Linked DNA regions of Homo sapiens: region 2 is linked to region 1. The links are chromatin contacts, found by Hi-C or POLR2A ChIA-PET in ENCODE. All regions are on one chromosome and are shown on one strand. The core of a region is the stretch at or near the end of the contact, and the rest is flanking DNA. Distances in the headings are between cores, read along the strand shown.

Region 1 (2,944 bases), core at 184-2,683:
TAATTGAAGAATATATAGGGAAAGAAGTAAACATGAAATTAGTATAACATACATAAAGTCTAAAAAAAGGTGATATGTCTCACCCTCTTCATCTATCTCATATAATAAAAAATTAAACCTTGTTACTCTTAATTTCAAATATGATATAGTTCCCCTTGGTTTTGAAGCTCTTCACAAAAATAATCCATACCCCCTCAGTTTCTTATGCACACCTACTCATGCTCTTCCATGAAGTCTTCCCTGATTAACTAAAAGAAAGCTTAGCATTGTTACACCTACACATAGTCCCAAAATGCTTCCACATATGCCACCTGAAATAACATGCTTACCTAACTGCCCATATAAAAAAATAAACCAATTAAACAATATATGTTTATTTCGTTGAACACATTTCCCAAGCGACCTTATCCATCTATTTAGTAGATGGTTATATTAGCTTTGAGTAAGACATAATGGTTCTCTACATTGCTTGTCTACCTTCGATGGCTTGAACACTTGGAAAATTTAATGTTTGAAGCAAAATATAATACACAGAAATTAGGCAACAGGTTAAATAACAATAGGTGTCCCTCTCACTACTTCCACACTTTTTCCAAATGAAAATAAAGTACCCTTTTAAAAGGGTTAACCTACTAACACATGCAAAACATTGCCATGCAAAATACTGTTTCTCCACTTCTATACTTTAAGAAATAGAAACACAGGGATTACACTGTACTGAACGCTCTGCAAGAAGACCTCAAGATGAGCTCAGTACATTTGCTTCTGTTCCTATCCCAATTATTAGCAGGTTCACCACTCATCCCCTAACCACATCTGTTAAGACTATGCTACGTAAATAAGGCACACATGTCCTAGATTTTCTGGTGTAATTCCTATCTTACATACTCTTCCTTTTCATGAGGTTGTCATATGTACAATTAAACATGACTGGGTTTTTATAAATGTGAAATCGCCTTTGCAAAGATTATGACAGTGAGAGAGAAGTCTAGTATGGCTGACCCCACCTTGCTTCTAGCCTCACAGGATGGCTGTTCTAACTCATTCCTGGATATAGGCCAAGTTAACCATGGGAGAAATGCAGTTTATAGTTTAACTTGGAAGCAAGGATGATAACAGTCCCCCCCTAAAACTAATCCCCCTCCTTGCTCAGGGAATGAAAATTAATGAAAGGTCACAAGGTTAGAATTACAGGAGGGGCATGAATTCTAATAAAATGTAGGCATAGTTTCTATAGTCTTTTGCTTCTAGGGAGTCATGTGGCCAGAGGTCACAAGATTTGTGACATCCCCAATTGCTCCTATAGATAACATCACTATTGAGAACCTAAGGCTGGTCTTTTGAGATGTTTTTCAAAATTTTTCATTCTGACAACAGACTGACTCCACTGGGACCCGTGACTCATGACTCAAACCGGTCCTGTGGCCTCCACCCAGAGGTGGGTGGACTCAGCACATGAAGACCGTTTTTCCGTACCCCTATAATTTCATCCTCAACCAATCAGCAACAGGATAATTCCCTATCCTCCTGGCCACCATATTACCCATTAAAAACCTTAGCCTCCCTCTGAGTTCCCAGGGAGGCTGATTTGAGTAATAATAAACTCTTGTCCTTCTGTTTGGCCAGCCCTGCATTAAACTCTTTCTTTACTGCAATAACACTGTCTCAGTGAATTGGGTTTATCTGTGCAGTGGGTAAGAAGAGCCCATCAGGAGATTACAAGTATGTGAGACTTTGAGAATAAAAGAAGTTTAATTCCTATGTCTAACCAAAGGAATTAAATAATACTAATCTGTTCAAAACACATGGTCACTACATTGATAGTAAAAGGCAACGAGTAAAATACTTCTGAAATACCTTCAATATTGTCTGCTAACAAGTTGCACTTTAGCCAGTGCTGGCTACCAAAGTATTAGAACTTTGCCTACTTTCTTGTTAGGTTGATTCCTAAAAACTCTTTTCTACCAAGGTATCAACTCCTCTCATTCTTAACAGCTACCAAATTCCAAAAACAGTTTGGCTTGACTTTCTTACCAGATTTATTCAATTTAAAGTCAATTTAATTGTCTCGTAAGCCTTAGTCAGTCCAGGCCTTTCACCCCATTCTAGATTTTTATCAACACATCTCAGCACAGAATCAGAGGGTCTTCCTTACTCTAAAAAGAACCAGTAGTTAGCGTGGCTCATCAACATCCAAAGCAATAACTTTTGTTATTATTGTTTCAATCTCTCTCTTTTGTTTTTGTTTTACTTTGAGAAAAGAACTTTTATCTGAGGAATATGAGCCCTTTCAAATTATCAGGCCCCGGCTAGGGCACAGTGGCTCATGCCTGTAATCCTAGCCCTTTGGGAGGCCAAGGCAGGTGGAGTGCTTGAGCTCAGGAGTTCAAGACCAGCCTGGGCAACATGGCAAAAAATACAAGATGGGCATGCTGGCACGTGCATGTAGTCCCAGCTACTCAGGAGACTGAGGTGAGAGGCTGGCTTGACCCCGAGAAGCACATGTTGCGGTGAGCCGAGATCTTGCCACTGCACTCCAGCCTGGGCGATAGAGCTAGGCCCCATCTCAAAAAAATAAAAATAAAAATAAATAAATAAATCCGGCCCAGAGAGGCATTAAAATGAGACAGCAATTACATCCTACTTCCTGCCTCTTGAGCTATGCAGTCATCTGTTGAAACTGCTTGCTATTGCAACAAGTAGCTATAAATTAACCTAATGCCACACACATAGCTTAACAATGTATAGCCAATCACTAATCAATGTTATTTCTGTAAACTAACAAAAATTCCTAACAACTTTGTATCAGTCCACCTGTTTTGCCTCTAAAAATTCACCTGTAACTGCTGCTAATCAATGTGTATATTCAGAGCAACTTGAATCTATGCTCCCAGGTTGCAATCCTCAAGCTTGGCCCCAATACGCTCTCTACTTACATTAATTT
Region 2 (2,793 bases), core at 122-2,621, 41 kb before region 1:
TGGGGAATGTCATGTAAAAAACACTGTTACCGGCCGGGCACCGTGGCTCACGCCTGTAATCCTAGCACTTTGGGAGGCCGAGGCGGGCAGATCACAAGGTCAGGAGATCGAGACCATCCTGGCTAATACGGAGAAACCCCGTCTCTACTAAAAATACAAAAAATTAGCCAGGTGTGGTGGCGGGCGCCTGTAGTCCCAGCTACTCAGGAGGCTGAGGCAGGAGAATAGCTTGAACCTAGAAGGTGGAGGTTGCAGTGAGCCGAGATTGTGCCACTGCACTCCAGCCTGGGTGACAGAGCAAGACTCCATCTCAAAAAAACAAAAAAAAAACACTGTTACCATCTCTCCAGTATCATTAGACACCAGTGAGCTATCTTCCAAGCATTTTCTCTGCAACCAACACTGTAGAATAGCAGCAAGTATTCCTCTGAGACTCAATCCAAGAAAAAGATGACCATTAACCTACAAAATCCACTAATATATGGAACTGCATATAATTTTATGAAAAGTTGTATTTTAAAAAATCACTTTTATTGAACATATAATGGTAAGTGATTTCGATGAATCTTGTCCTGATGAAAATAATCAAACCATAACTTAGTCTTTTTATGACTTCATATTTTCTTATATCAAATGACTAATAAATATGAGGCTTATGTGTATTTTAATTTTTATCTCATTTAGAGGCAGCGTTCATGTTCTGTCATCCAGGCTGCAGTACAGTGGCATGATGATAGCTCACTGCAACCACAAAATCCTGGGCTCAAGTGATCCTCCTGCCTCAGCTTCCTCAGTGCTAGGACTATAGGAACATGCCACAATGCTCAGCTAATCATTAATTTTTTTTTTTATTTTGTAGAGACAGAGTCTTACACTATGTTGCCTAGGTTGGTCTTGAACTCCTGGCCTCCAGCGATTCTCCCTCCATGGCCTCCTAAAGTGCTGGGATCACAGGTGTGAACCACTATGCCCAGCTTTGCATGTATTTTAAATACATTTGTAAAAACAGAGAGAGAGGAAAGATGGGTGCCAGTTACAGAGAACATCTCAAGCAAAATTCAAGAGACACACAAAATTATGTGAAACTACATATTCAATTTTCATCAAGTGACTCTACTTCTATAAAATAAAGAAAAAGCAAAGACTAATGAAATAAAATGGTAATTAATTGGGTGATGGCATCACCAGCTAAAGAGTAGTACATACCACTGATACTGGAAATGACAAGGGGCTCAAAGAATGCTATAGAATAACAAGAATCTGGCTAGGTTTTAAACTCAAGCTCTGTAGTTTTATTGTTAACATATCCAGACTCTGAGTAAAAGGTCGTGGCTGGCACTGACAAAGGCAAGAGTCATCTTTTAGAATCAATGACTCCTTTCTGCTAAAGACAATGGCTGTACAAACACAGAAATATGACAGGAATAATAAACTTTCCAAAGCTTCAGCCGTAAGACCAAGGTAAGCAGAAAAAGGAAATTACACACAGAAGATAAAACTTAACACAGATATTATACAAATTGACCAAAATCTGAAAAAAATACCTATTGACAAGAAAATACACCACAGTTGCAATACAGTGATGAGAAGTAACATTTTTCCTGTTATTTCTGAATTATCATTCCCATATTATTTTCATCATTCCCATTTCTAGTATATGCATGCGAATTCAACAATTTCAGAGAAGTTAGTTCCTTGACTCATAAACCAAAATGGCAGATGTAAGAGAAAGTTCAGCAATAATTAATGATAGAAACACTTTTGAGCCTTATTTGACTTTCTAATAAATTTTTTCCATTTCTATTCAACAGGATTAAAAGGGGTGATCAATAACAGAAAGACGTAAATTATTTTTTTCCTTGTTAACCTTTTATATAGATAATCTCTTAGTACCTGGTTTTCTGAATGGAATCAATTAAGTCAAATGTAATATATTCTGATTCTATGAGCTCCATTTTTAAAAGCATGCTGTTTTAACTTAGTATTTTCCAGTAAGGAACATTAAATTCTAGACCTCGTATCTAAAAACAACAGTTTGTGAACTTAACAAAAGCAATCCGCCTCTTTCTTTTGTGAAAACATTTAACAAGAAAAGTAACTAAGAGCAATCATAAATTACTATATATACAGGCAGTTCCCTAAAAGGCTGATACCTTAAAGAAGGAATAGAAAGGTAAAATTCAAGTTTTTAAGGTTTCAGAGTATAAGACTCTTAGAGGAACAGGTAAACTTCTTGCCCAAGTCCAACATCTGCCATTACTCCCTTTTCTAGGAAGAACACAGATTTAGACTACCTTCTTATGCTCTACTCCCATCTTAGTATTTGAATAACAGTATTTTCTTTCTAGTGTCAATCAAAAACTATCCCACAGCCTCTCTCCTACTTCTTCCCTTTCATCAAGCCACCAGAGTCCTATGGGCATCTCTAGGTTTTGATCCACTAGCAAAAACTGGAAACTGGAATTTTTTTTTTTTTTTTTTTTGGTGGGAGGAGATGCTTTTCTATGCCCTAAGCACCTATTGTGTTTCCCTCCACCCTCCCCCCAGCCCCCCACCACATATGAGCCCTGTAAACAAATTATTGTTAACACTGCAGAGTTTGAGTAAGTAAACCATCATTAAAGAATTGGTGAGACTTAGGCAAGACCTGCCTGAAAGTAAAAGGGAAGAATTAGGAACAAACCTGCTGACATGAACACCAGTTCCTTCTCTGCCCATTTGCCACTACCAGACCTATCACTAAAGACTCCGCCACCCTGAACCAAGACTAGGGTAAAGTGAGAAATAAGACAG

The links. A loop is a pair of places that touch in the nucleus more often than their neighbours do. ChIA-PET counts read pairs that join two places held with the same protein, here RNA polymerase II (POLR2A). Pooled maps may share reads with other maps.
Region 2: a map of Calu3 shows a loop between it and region 1 (2.5-fold over the local background). The contact joins two enhancer-like sites. A Hi-C loop is called at or near these places in 2 of 168 maps with a recorded cell type or tissue (CD4-positive, alpha-beta T cell and Calu3) and 2 of 50 pooled maps. POLR2A ChIA-PET finds 5 or more read pairs at or near these places in 3 of 52 experiments (PC-3, Panc1 and T-cell).

The regions. Positions count from the first base shown.
Region 1 is chr15:57,018,105-57,021,048 of GRCh38, reverse strand. The region is part of intron 3 of TCF12 (transcription factor 12); the gene reads right to left. Among named protein-coding and RNA genes, the nearest start is that of TCF12, 100 kb to the right of the region's middle. Within about 2 kb of position 1,433, at least 3 of the 41 ENCODE cell types and tissues checked have a DNase peak (open chromatin) inside an H3K27ac peak, as active enhancers do.
Region 2 is chr15:57,059,494-57,062,286 of GRCh38, reverse strand. The region is part of intron 3 of TCF12 (transcription factor 12); the gene reads right to left. Among named protein-coding and RNA genes, the nearest start is that of TCF12, 140 kb to the right of the region's middle. Within about 2 kb of position 1,371, at least 3 of the 41 ENCODE cell types and tissues checked have a DNase peak (open chromatin) inside an H3K27ac peak, as active enhancers do.